Linked DNA regions of Homo sapiens: region 2 is linked to region 1. A link is a loop called in an ENCODE intact Hi-C map of the cell type or tissue named here. Cell type or tissue: PC-3. All regions are shown on one strand. Each heading gives the region's core, and the rest is flanking DNA. Links, peaks and the distances in the headings are about the cores only.

What was found. A loop is a pair of places that touch in the nucleus more often than their neighbours do. Peaks named below come from ENCODE experiments on the same cell type or tissue, not always from the same donor. Only the 100,000 strongest peaks of a DNase experiment are listed, where the experiment ranks them.
Region 2: a loop joins it to region 1, with 2.6 times the contacts of the local background. A loop is called at or near these places in 9 of 110 quality-filtered maps.

The regions. Positions count from the first base shown.
Region 1 is chr4:73,727,278-73,733,000 of GRCh38, reverse strand. No RefSeq gene overlaps it. Among named protein-coding and RNA genes, the nearest start is that of INKILN, 9.1 kb to the right of the region's middle. In PC-3, for the core only: a CTCF peak has its summit at 3,253 (motif pointing left); DNase peaks (open chromatin) are centred at 2,510, 3,270 and 5,140; H3K27ac peaks cover 4,988 bases.
Region 2 is chr4:74,096,156-74,101,504 of GRCh38, reverse strand. CXCL2 (C-X-C motif chemokine ligand 2) reads left to right here and starts at 2,310. Exons shown (of 4, transcript NM_002089.4): 1 at 2,310-2,484; 2 at 2,583-2,706; 3 at 2,821-2,904; 4 at 3,734-4,465. The coding sequence starts at 2,385. The coding sequence ends at 3,749. In PC-3, for the core only: a CTCF peak has its summit at 2,422 (motif pointing right); DNase peaks (open chromatin) are centred at 1,784 and 2,144; H3K4me3 peaks cover 3,173 bases; H3K27ac peaks cover 3,080 bases.

The sequences.
Region 1 (5,723 bases), core at 382-5,381:
AAAAGTTAAAAATAGCACATTTCTTTTCTAGGTTTGACTTGCTTGGACTTTAGCAATGGGTATACAAAGTTCTCACTCAAGAATAATTGTACTTACAGAATCTTATTACTGAGTACTTCATGTTTTATTTTTGTAATATTCACAACAACCCTATATTTTAGTATTAAATATCGCCATTTAAAAGATAAGAAAACAAACTTAGGTTAAGTATTTAATAACTTGCAGAAGGTCATCCAGCAAGTAGGAAACAGAGTTAGGATTAGAACCTAAGCAGAGAGTCCAGAATTCTGTGCTGTCTCAGGGGGTTTCTCTCATGTGTCTGTAAGACTTACAGACTTTCCTTTGAGCACATTTATCTTCTTTCTCCCCTCCTCTCCTGCCAGATTAGACTTAGAAGACTGGAGAAGAGAATCTTGATTCAGTGAGGGGAGAGGGACATCATAACCCAGTAGAAGGACGAGTCCCTCCTATCGAGGCCTCAGGTTTTTCATTTGTAAAATGATGGGGTTTGCCTATACAGCTCTTCTGACTGTTTTATTACCCTGTAAGCTAAGGTATGTGAAATGGAGAACTTCCTCTGGGAAACTTGCCCACTTGTACCAGCAGAGGACACTTACCCAACTCTCAGATTTAGCAAAACTGTAAGAGAATATGTACTCGTCCTTCAATGTGGCTAACTAAACATTGCCATTTGCAAAGTTCTCTTCAACCAAGAGGAGAAGGGCATGGGTTCAATGAAGTAAGGAGCTGTAATTGGAGGCCATGGTGATGGTGTGCATTACCATCAGACGCCTATTCCCTGCCCCCAAGAAAAGAAGGAAGTGCTTCCTGCGCTCTTCTCTTGCCGACACTGTTTCCTCTTGCCTGATTTCCTCATGACTCTCAGACAAGTTGCAACCGTTTAACCTGTCGTTGTGAAACAAGTAATGTGGTTGGAGTTGGAAAAATACTAAGAAAAAAAAGTAAGAAAGAAGGAAATAAACCCAACTGATTTGCTCTGAAGCAAAAGCATCAAACTTAGTGAATATTGCTTGAAAATATATGTAGAGAGGCTTAACTTTCCCATCACTCATCCATTTAACAGATATTTACAGAACACTTTCTATATCCCAAACACTTTTCTAGGTGCTTGGGAAAGGTTAATGAATATCACAAATAGAAATGCCTACCCTTAGGAAGTGCCTTCGGTGAATAAATGTTATGAAAAAATAAACATAAAACAGATGGGGGAATTAGGGGAGTCAGGTGTGTGAGGAGTGAGCAGACTGCAGCATTGGAGAGTCAGAGGAAGCCTCCTTGAGAGATTGATGCCGAGCTACAAATGGAAGAAAGTAGGAATTGGCTCTGACTATGTGGGCGAGCATTCCAGGCAAAGGGACAGTGAGAGTTAACAGTTAGTTGGGAGCATGACTGGCGTGTATGAGGAACAGTAAGGAGGCCAGTGTGGCTGGAGCAGGGAGAGCTGGTGAATGGGAAAGGAGGACAGACAGCAAGTGGCCACACTAGATAGGCCTTGCGGGTCATCGCAAGGATTCCAGCTTTCACTCTGTGGGGAGAACCATTGCAGTGTCTTTGGAAAATCAGTGACATGATCTGACACTCTGACAGCTAGGGTAAAAAGGAGTATGGCAGGAGGAAGGGAAGCAAAGCAGGATAACCAGTTAGAGGGCATGATGGAAATCCAGGAGAGAGATGATAATTGCTTACATTAGACAAGCGTGGTGACTAGTGGTCAAATTCTGGATAATTTAAGGTAGAGACAGCACAAAACCCTGAAGGATTAGGTATAAGACATGAGAAAAAGACAAAAGTCACAGACGATGAAGACTTCAGGTGTGAGCAATTGGAAGGATGGAGCAACTAAACTAAAGTTGCAGAATTATTTGAATGTGGGGCAACTCTTGCTTGATAGAGCTCTTCTGACCACATCCTCAGTGGATATCCTCAATTAGGCAATTAGGCCCATAGTTGTGTGACCCAGTGGCTATGGCTGGTGGTGGAAATAATGAGGAGGCACGGAGGCAGATAGAGGGGTGGGGGGCAGGGTAATATTTATTGTCTTCCAGCTCCTGTACTGGGTTCTTTATAAAAGTTAATTCATTTAATTCTCATCACAAATTTATGTGCTTGGCGCTATTATCTCCATTTTTATGTTTAAGAAAACAGGCTCAGGGAGTTAAAATTGTACACACATAGCAAGCAAGCAGCTGGACCCAAACCTGAATTTAAATCAGCACCCAGGTCTCTGGCCCCAAAGCTTGAGCTCTCTTCCCTCTGCAGAATGAAGTCCAGCCTGGGTAGAGCTCTGGCAGCCCACTTAGTGTTCATGTCCCAGTGGCCCAAGTCTTGAAAACTAGTTTAACAAAACTCTTTTAAGCTTAGTAAATAAGGTTGCAAGAGCATCAGGAAAAGTTTCTGACGGGTCTGAATTTTGTGCTTAAAAGGGTGAAACATGCCCAGTGACCTCACCTCCATTAAATCTATTCAATGACATCTGTGGTTTGTAAACAGTTCATCAAATGGGCGGGGTGGGAGGAGTATATTTGTCCAGGGCTTTGCATTCACAAAAACCCTTAAAGCTGATCTTCAGTGTTATTAACAAATAAGGTCAAGCTGCCAGCCAGAGATATTTTGATAAGATTGAAAACAGAAGACACATAATACTTAACTTTAAAATCTTATCCTGTCCTGAACATAGAATCTGAGTATACTACGAAGTGCTTATACTTTTAATACCACAAATACATTGCAATATATTTGTGCAATCTAAACATGTTAATTTATTAAATATAGGCAGTTAATGTATTTGTAAAAGTTTTATAATTTTGTTGTGACATTTCTCTTCTTTCTCTTTAAAATATTGATATTATTTAAAAAGAAGAATAAGAAAAGAAAGGCGATGACTCAGGCCCACCTTGACCTTCACAAGGGCTCTGTAGTAGAAACTTACAACACAACAAGCCACCACCTACCTTAATAAATATACCACAGTGAGGGAAAAAGAAATTCAGGAAAAATGACATATTTTTCTCTTTTCTGTGGTAAGTAAGTGTCCAAGTACAGGTCTTAAGCTCTGCACAAATTCCAACTTGGATGTTTTTGGAATCTTGGAGCTTGGTAAGGTAACGTATAGTAAGCCCTTAATCATATCTAGTTGGCAATATAGAAAGATTTCTAAAAGGAAAAGGCTCAAACAAGAAATCCTTCTGATAGTCAGTGTATCCCAGTATAAGCCCCACCTTGTGGTCAGAAGGCAGCACTGTCACACTCCCATCCACAGAAGAACTGCTGAAAGGCAGGGCTGGGAGAGTTTCAGTAAATGCAGCCAGAATCTTAGGCAAGCACGTTGTCCTCTATTTCTCAGCTTTTCTCATTTCTGTGGAATGGTACCAGTTCACTTGCTCATTTCCTCTGTGTATGTGTATGTGTGTGCTGTTGTTGGATTTAAACACTGGAGCTTGTCATTTTCTGCATCCACCTCCTCCCAGTTTCATCTTCATTGGAACTTCCACGTCTCTGAAATTAGGCCTCCCAGCAGGGCCCAGTAGCTCACACCTATAATCCCAGCACTTTCGGAGGCCGAGATGGGTGGATCGCCTAAGGTCATGAGTTCGAGACCAGCTTGGCCAACTTGGCAAAATCCCGTCTCTACTAAAAATACAACAATTATCTGAGTGTGGTGGCAGGCACCTGGAATCCCAGCTACTCAGGAGGCTGAGGCAAGAGAATCACTTGAACCCAGGAGCCAGAGGCTGCATTGAGCCAAGATTGCACCACTGCACTCTAGCCCGGATATCAGAGTAAGACTCCATCTCAAAGAAAAGAAAAAGACAAAAAAAAAAAAAAGAAAGAAAGAAAGAAATTACACCTCCCAGGTTAAAACAAACCTGTTTCTTCTTCCATTTACAGTGTTAGGATCAAGAGGACTTGATCAGAATCCCCTTAGTTTGTGAACACCACGAAGACTGAGGTGCAGCCTCAGCAACACTGGCTGGTCAGAGACACTTGTGGCTGTGGACTCTGTGTGTGTGTGTGTGTGTGTGTGTGTGTGTGTGTGTGTGTGTGTGTGTGTGTTGGGAAGGAAGGCAGTCTATCCATCTGTTCAGGGTGAGGAAAGGTGAAAGAAGGATGTGAGAAGGGACAGAAGGAGAATAATTTTTAAAAAGATGGAGAGGGGAAAAAAGGAGACAGAAAGGAAACCTATGCTGAGGTTCCTTGAGCCACTTTAGGGAGGGTATTAGGACCCTGTTTTCTTTCCATTTAAGGGAAAGCAGGCAATTCCTTAATGTGGGGTCTATCATAATAGTAACATCAAAATATCTTTGGAATATGTAGCAATGTAGTATACAAGGTATAGACTTTCTTTTTTAATTGTAGTGAAATACGTGCAGCATAAAATTTATAATCTCATTCATTTTTGAATATATAGTTCAGTAATATTAAGTCTTCACATTATTGCGCAACCGTCATCATCATCTGCCTCCAGAACTCTTAGTACCGAATAAAAGTCTTTGTTCAAATTGAGGCTCTGACACTTACAATCACTTAGTGTCTGAGGCCCCAGTTTCTCTCATGTGTAAATGCTGACTTTAATGAAAAAAAACAATGGAAATGAGTTGTCGTGAGCATTAATAACAATATTTGTAAAATGCTTAGTATAGTAATAAATGATAGTAGCCATTATTTTATTATGATGATTTCCTGGAACTCTTTGTTTTATTATGATGATTTCCTGGAATTCTCGCTGCTTGTTTCCTCTTCATGAATAACATGATCCTAAACCTTCCCATAATCACCTAGTGAAGCTACTTCCCTCCCCACTAGATCAAACATACCCTATTACCCCATAGATTTCTTACATTATTTTGTGTATTGTTTTTTAGAGCTGTGTATTATTTCCTATGGCAGGGAAATGGGACCAGAAAAAAAAAAAAGTAACTACCAAGGTAACCAAAGAGTACGTCTTTAGCACAACTGTGTTCCAACCTATGCAAATTATCAACTCATTTTCATAGCTAGAACGCTGAATGCTCAGAGTCAGTGAGGCCCAGACTGGAGGAGGGCAGGGTCAGGGAAGCCAGTCACCGGCACAGCTTTCGCCCAACAGCCTCCAAGAAGTCAGACTCACAAGACCTTCTTCCTTGTGTACACATCCCCTTCTTGTGAAAGGAGTGGCTGGACCGGTGGGTAGTCCCTCCCTACCGATTGCCCCAGCTCTGGCTCCTCGCATGTCCAGTGCCCCTCCTGCTACCCGCTAAATACCTCAGCTCCCTGTCACAGCCTGTCAGGCTGGATTTGTAGGAAATTTTTAAGACAGGTTAAGTTTAAAAGGCTCCTGCAGGAATTGTAATTTCCGTCTATTTATGGAACCATTCTGACTTCCCATACATTATCCCATTCAGCTCTCAAATATAACCCTTCCTTCCTTCCTTTCTTCCTTCTTTCCTTCCTTCCTTCCTCCCTCCCTTCTTTCCTTCTTTCCTTCCTTCCTCCCTCCCTCCCTCTTTAACATTTGCAGTTCCTTATTATAATATGGTTCTCTTTTAGTGTAGCAAATTTGGAAAATAAAATATAAAGAAGGAAATAAAAATTGGCTGTAATCTCACTACACAGAGATAAAGATTTTAATGTACATCTTTCAGTATTACATGTGTATTCATGTACATACATTTTTAAATTGGCATTACATGGGGCATACCATTTTAGGTTCTCTGCCTATCTCA
Region 2 (5,349 bases), core at 1-5,000, 370 kb before region 1:
CACAAAATAAAGAAGTTTGGGCAGCTAGCTGTTAATGCCCAAGGCAGAGTCATTTCATAAATCTTTTCTAATAAATGGATAGGGTAGAATTTTACTCTTATTCTCATTTTATGTGGAAAGTGATTGAAACTAAAATTTCAAACAAACAATGGATCAAAAAATTATTGTAAGATCCCATAAGGATAGAAATGCACCCTCCTTTAAAATTTCTGATGCTGAAAAATTTTAAAGGTAAATTAGAAGATGTTTCTTTGAAAATATTTCTTTCTTTGTGCGTGTGTGTGTTCATAAGGCTTTATCAGAGTGCTTCTGTTTAGTTAAGTGTCTTAGTCAGTTTGAGCTGCTATAACAGAATGCCATAGGCTAGGGGGCTTAAACAACAATTATTTCACAGTTCTGGAGGCTGGGGAGTCCAAGATTAAGATCCTGGCAGATTTCATGCTTGGTGAGGGCCCTCTTCTCAGTTTGCAGATGGTGGCCTTCTTGCTGTGTCCTCACAATGCAGAAAGGGAGAGAGAGCCAGAGATCGAAAGCTCACTGATCTCTTGCTGTAATGGCACTTATCCCATCATGGGGGCCATACCTTCATAACCTCACCTAAACCTAATTACTTCCCATGGTCCTGTCTTCTAATATTAGCACATAAGGGAGTCAGGGCTTCATCATCTGAATTTGAAAGAGACACAAACATCCAGCCTATATCAGTAAGGTTGTGAAACACCACTTCTATTTTGTTATTTAACAAATATTTACATAACACTTTACATGCACTGATGGTTTACACATATTAACAATCAATACTTCTAACAACCCCGTGAGGCAGGCACTATTATAAGCTCTTCTACAGGGGAGAAACATGAGCAAATAAAGCATAAATTACCAAGGGTCATGAAGCAAGTTAGTGGTATGGCTGAAACTTCAGCCCTGACATCCTTATCAAGTGATCTCTACAGCTGCAGCATCCAGGGAACACTCTATTCCTAAGGTAGTCCCACTTCTTCATCCTCGTGCCACTCCCAGCCCTTCTCATAGCAGTGGCAGAATATCTCCATATCCCTGAAGTCTGCATCCACCAGGAAGAATTAAGACAGAGTATTGTAGGCCTACAGCTTAATTTTTAAAGAGAGGGGGTCATTGAAATTGATGATGAAAAGTCAGTAATCCAGTGAGAAGGCATCAGCTAAACAGGCTTGGAAATGCTTTATTGACATTCCTCTAGAACTAAAATTTCCTCGATAGCTGTTTCTCTAGAGGGAACCAATCCCAGGATGCTGGTAAATACATATGGCATGGAAATGCAATTATGTTAGCAATCTAGTATGTATATATCAGACATGTCTGCTTGTGCTTAGAGTAGTAAACAAGCGGAGTCTCATTCCCTGCTCCTTTTCTGGTGGTGTCTATGGCCTTTTCTGCCCAGGGACAGCACTAGAAAAGGCAGACCTCCTGAGCCCAACAGGCCCCTCGCAGCTCCCAGTGACTTCCATGGATCAAAACACAGACTTCCATACAACAAAAAATTGATGCTACTGGAATTACTAGAGTTCGAGATGTTCCAAGATTTCAAAGAGAGAAAGGATGGGGGATTGCAACACTGTTAACTAAAATAAACACTGAATTGACCCTTGGCAATGGTCTGTTCCCGCACCCAACACCTGGCTCCACTACGTTGAAACACACACACACACACACACACACACACACACACACACACACACACGTGATATTTGCTTTTAAGATCATAAAACACCAGGAAGGAGACAAAAGCTCTTATGCGTCATCTGAGATGACACATGTACTGTTAAAGCGTGCGTTTATTTCAAACATTAATGAAATTTGCAGAACCCAAACTAAAGAGAGAGGATAGATAAGACATGCTGCAGTTCTTGCCCTAACTTTCAATCCCAACAACTGAAATGTCTTCCAGAGAAGTAACTCCCCCCGGTAAGGATGTAGCGCGGTCCCTACGTGGGTCTAAGGGATCTGACCCACGACGCACTGCACTGGGTTCACGAAGCGCCTCCTCGCAGGCGGTTATCTCGGTATCTCTGAGAGCGGCGGGCTCTCGCTCCCGCTCCAGGGATTCGGGGCAGAAAGAGAACATCCCACAGTTGGCGGGAGTTACGCAAGACAGTCAGACCCGGACGTCACTCGTGAGTGCCCCGACCCCCCTCCACCCCAGAGGCGGGGCCATCGCCTTCCTTCCGAACTCGGGATCGATCTGGAGCTCCGGGAATTTCCCTGGCCCGGGACTCCGGGCTTTCCAGCCCCAACCATGCATAAAAGGGGTTCGCCGTTCTCGGAGAGCCACAGAGCCCGGGCCACAGGCAGCTCCTTGCCAGCTCTCCTCCTCGCACAGCCGCTCGAACCGCCTGCTGAGCCCCATGGCCCGCGCCACGCTCTCCGCCGCCCCCAGCAATCCCCGGCTCCTGCGGGTGGCGCTGCTGCTCCTGCTCCTGGTGGCCGCCAGCCGGCGCGCAGCAGGTGGGTCCCGGCGCCCTGGGGTCCCCGGGCCGGACGCGGCTGGGGTGGGCGCCCCGCGCCGACAGCCCCGCTCAATCAGCGAGTCTCTTCTTCCCTAGGAGCGCCCCTGGCCACTGAACTGCGCTGCCAGTGCTTGCAGACCCTGCAGGGAATTCACCTCAAGAACATCCAAAGTGTGAAGGTGAAGTCCCCCGGACCCCACTGCGCCCAAACCGAAGTCATGTAAGTCTCGCCCATCGCTGCCGCTGCCACTGCTGGGGTCCCCGACTCTCCCGCTGCCCCAAACCCTGTCCTCAGCCCGACCTCCTGTCTCACGAGATTCCCTTCTCTCTGCAGAGCCACACTCAAGAATGGGCAGAAAGCTTGTCTCAACCCCGCATCGCCCATGGTTAAGAAAATCATCGAAAAGATGCTGAAAAAGTAAGTTATAATTTCCATGTACACAGGCGACTGGAGCTGTTGGTCAGAAATACTGGCGTCTGCCCCCTAAAAAGTAAATCAGGAAAACCCAGGGTTAGCTGCAGGACTGAAAAAATTATTATTTTCACAAAGTTGCCATTAAGGTTATTAATCTGTTCTGGTGCCAGAGGATATTCCCAGTGCCCAGGGTCACCACCCAGGTTCTTCCCTCCTGCCAGTGAATGTAGGTAAAACTGCTTTCATGTAAGGTCTCATTGGAGTTTGCCAGTTGTGCTGAAGTGTTTTCCACCTGTTAAAAAACACAAGCTTCATTTCCCCTAGTTCCTACTGACTTTCAGACCTGAAAAGCAGACCCCCTGGTTTTTTGTAAAAGTTTAGGGTTGAAGTGCAGAGATTTCACAATAATATTGCACTGGGTATATAACTGGTTGCCACCACCTATTAGCCATGTCACTCAGAGACAATATTATTTAGTTTATCTGAGACTCAGCAAAACAGGGAAAATAATGGTAGCTACATCATGAGGTTGCTTTGAGGCTCAAGTGAGGCCCAGTATGACAAAGAGCAATAGGCTCTGGCTGTTTTAGCCAGTAAAACAGTGTAGACTGCCACTCCTCCACCCCACGTCACCCCCATTCCTAAAAGAGCATCCCAAGCCTAGAGGTCCTTGCCACACAGCACAGCTGTCACAGGCAGTACCCACTTGGGTGCCAGGCTGGGGAAACTGCATTCAGAAAACTCTAGAGCCTGGGGAAACAGGACAGGAGAAGACTGTTGTGCAGTCAGCTTTCCTGAGCACCTACTCAGGGCACCCATTTTCTCATTACAGTGGCAAATCCAACTGACCAGAAGGAAGGAGGAAGCTTATTGGTGGCTGTTCCTGAAGGAGGCCCTGCCCTTACAGGAACAGAAGAGGAAAGAGAGACACAGCTGCAGAGGCCACCTGGATTGCGCCTAATGTGTTTGAGCATCACTTAGGAGAAGTCTTCTATTTATTTATTTATTTATTTATTTGTTTGTTTTAGAAGATTCTATGTTAATATTTTATGTGTAAAATAAGGTTATGATTGAATCTACTTGCACACTCTCCCATTATATTTATTGTTTATTTTAGGTCAAACCCAAGTTAGTTCAATCCTGATTCATATTTAATTTGAAGATAGAAGGTTTGCAGATATTCTCTAGTCATTTGTTAATATTTCTTCGTGATGACATATCACATGTCAGCCACTGTGATAGAGGCTGAGGAATCCAAGAAAATGGCCAGTGAGATCAATGTGACGGCAGGGAAATGTATGTGTGTCTATTTTGTAACTGTAAAGATGAATGTCAGTTGTTATTTATTGAAATGATTTCACAGTGTGTGGTCAACATTTCTCATGTTGAAGCTTTAAGAACTAAAATGTTCTAAATATCCCTTGGACATTTTATGTCTTTCTTGTAAGGCATACTGCCTTGTTTAATGTTAATTATGCAGTGTTTCCCTCTGTGTTAGAGCAGAGAGGTTTCGATATTTATTGATGTTTTCACAAAGAACAGGAAAATAAAATATTTAAAAATATAAAATGTTTGTTTTATTTTGGGGGAAACAAGGACTATATTTGCTGAAAAATCTGATGATTTACATCAATATTTATTTCTCAATTTTTTTCTGGGTTTTCAATCTGCTATACAGATAAACTATGAATTATGCCTAATTTCATGTGGTGATTGCTGTCACTCCCCTTGGCTCTCACCTAGTAAAGAATGTGCCTTACCAAACTATGGTCTTGCCCCTGATGGGAGAATCACTGATACATATTGCCATTTTTACAAGAAGTTCCTTACTACCTTGCTACTCAAATTTACCTCCTTAAAAATATGGAGGGGGGAAATATGGCAGAGACGTTTTAACCAGAGCAACTCCATCTTGAATAGGGGCTAGGCAAAATGGGGCTGAGGTTTACTGGGCTGGGCTGCATTCCCAGTAGGTTAGGCATTCGAAGTCACAGGATGAGATAGGAGATTGGCACAAGATACAGGTCATAAAGACCTTGCTGATAAAACAGGTTACAGTAAAGAAGCCAGCTAAAACCCACCAAAGCCAAGATGGAGACGAGAGTGACCTCTGTCGTTCTCACTCGTCATTATACACTAATTATAATATATTAGCATGCTAAAAGACACTCTTACCAGCCCCATGACAGTTTACAAGTGTCATGGCAACATCAGGAAGTTACCCTGTATGGTCTAAAAAAGAGAGGAACCCTCAGTTCTAGGAAATTGCCCACCCCTTTCCTAGAAAACTCATGAATAGTCCACCCCTTGTTTAGCATATAATCAAGAAATAACCATAAAAATGGCCAACCAGCAGCTCAGGCTGCTGCTTTGCCTATGGAATAGCCACTCTTTATTGCTTTACTTTCTTAATAAACTTGTTTTCATTTAAAAAAAATTAAATTCTTG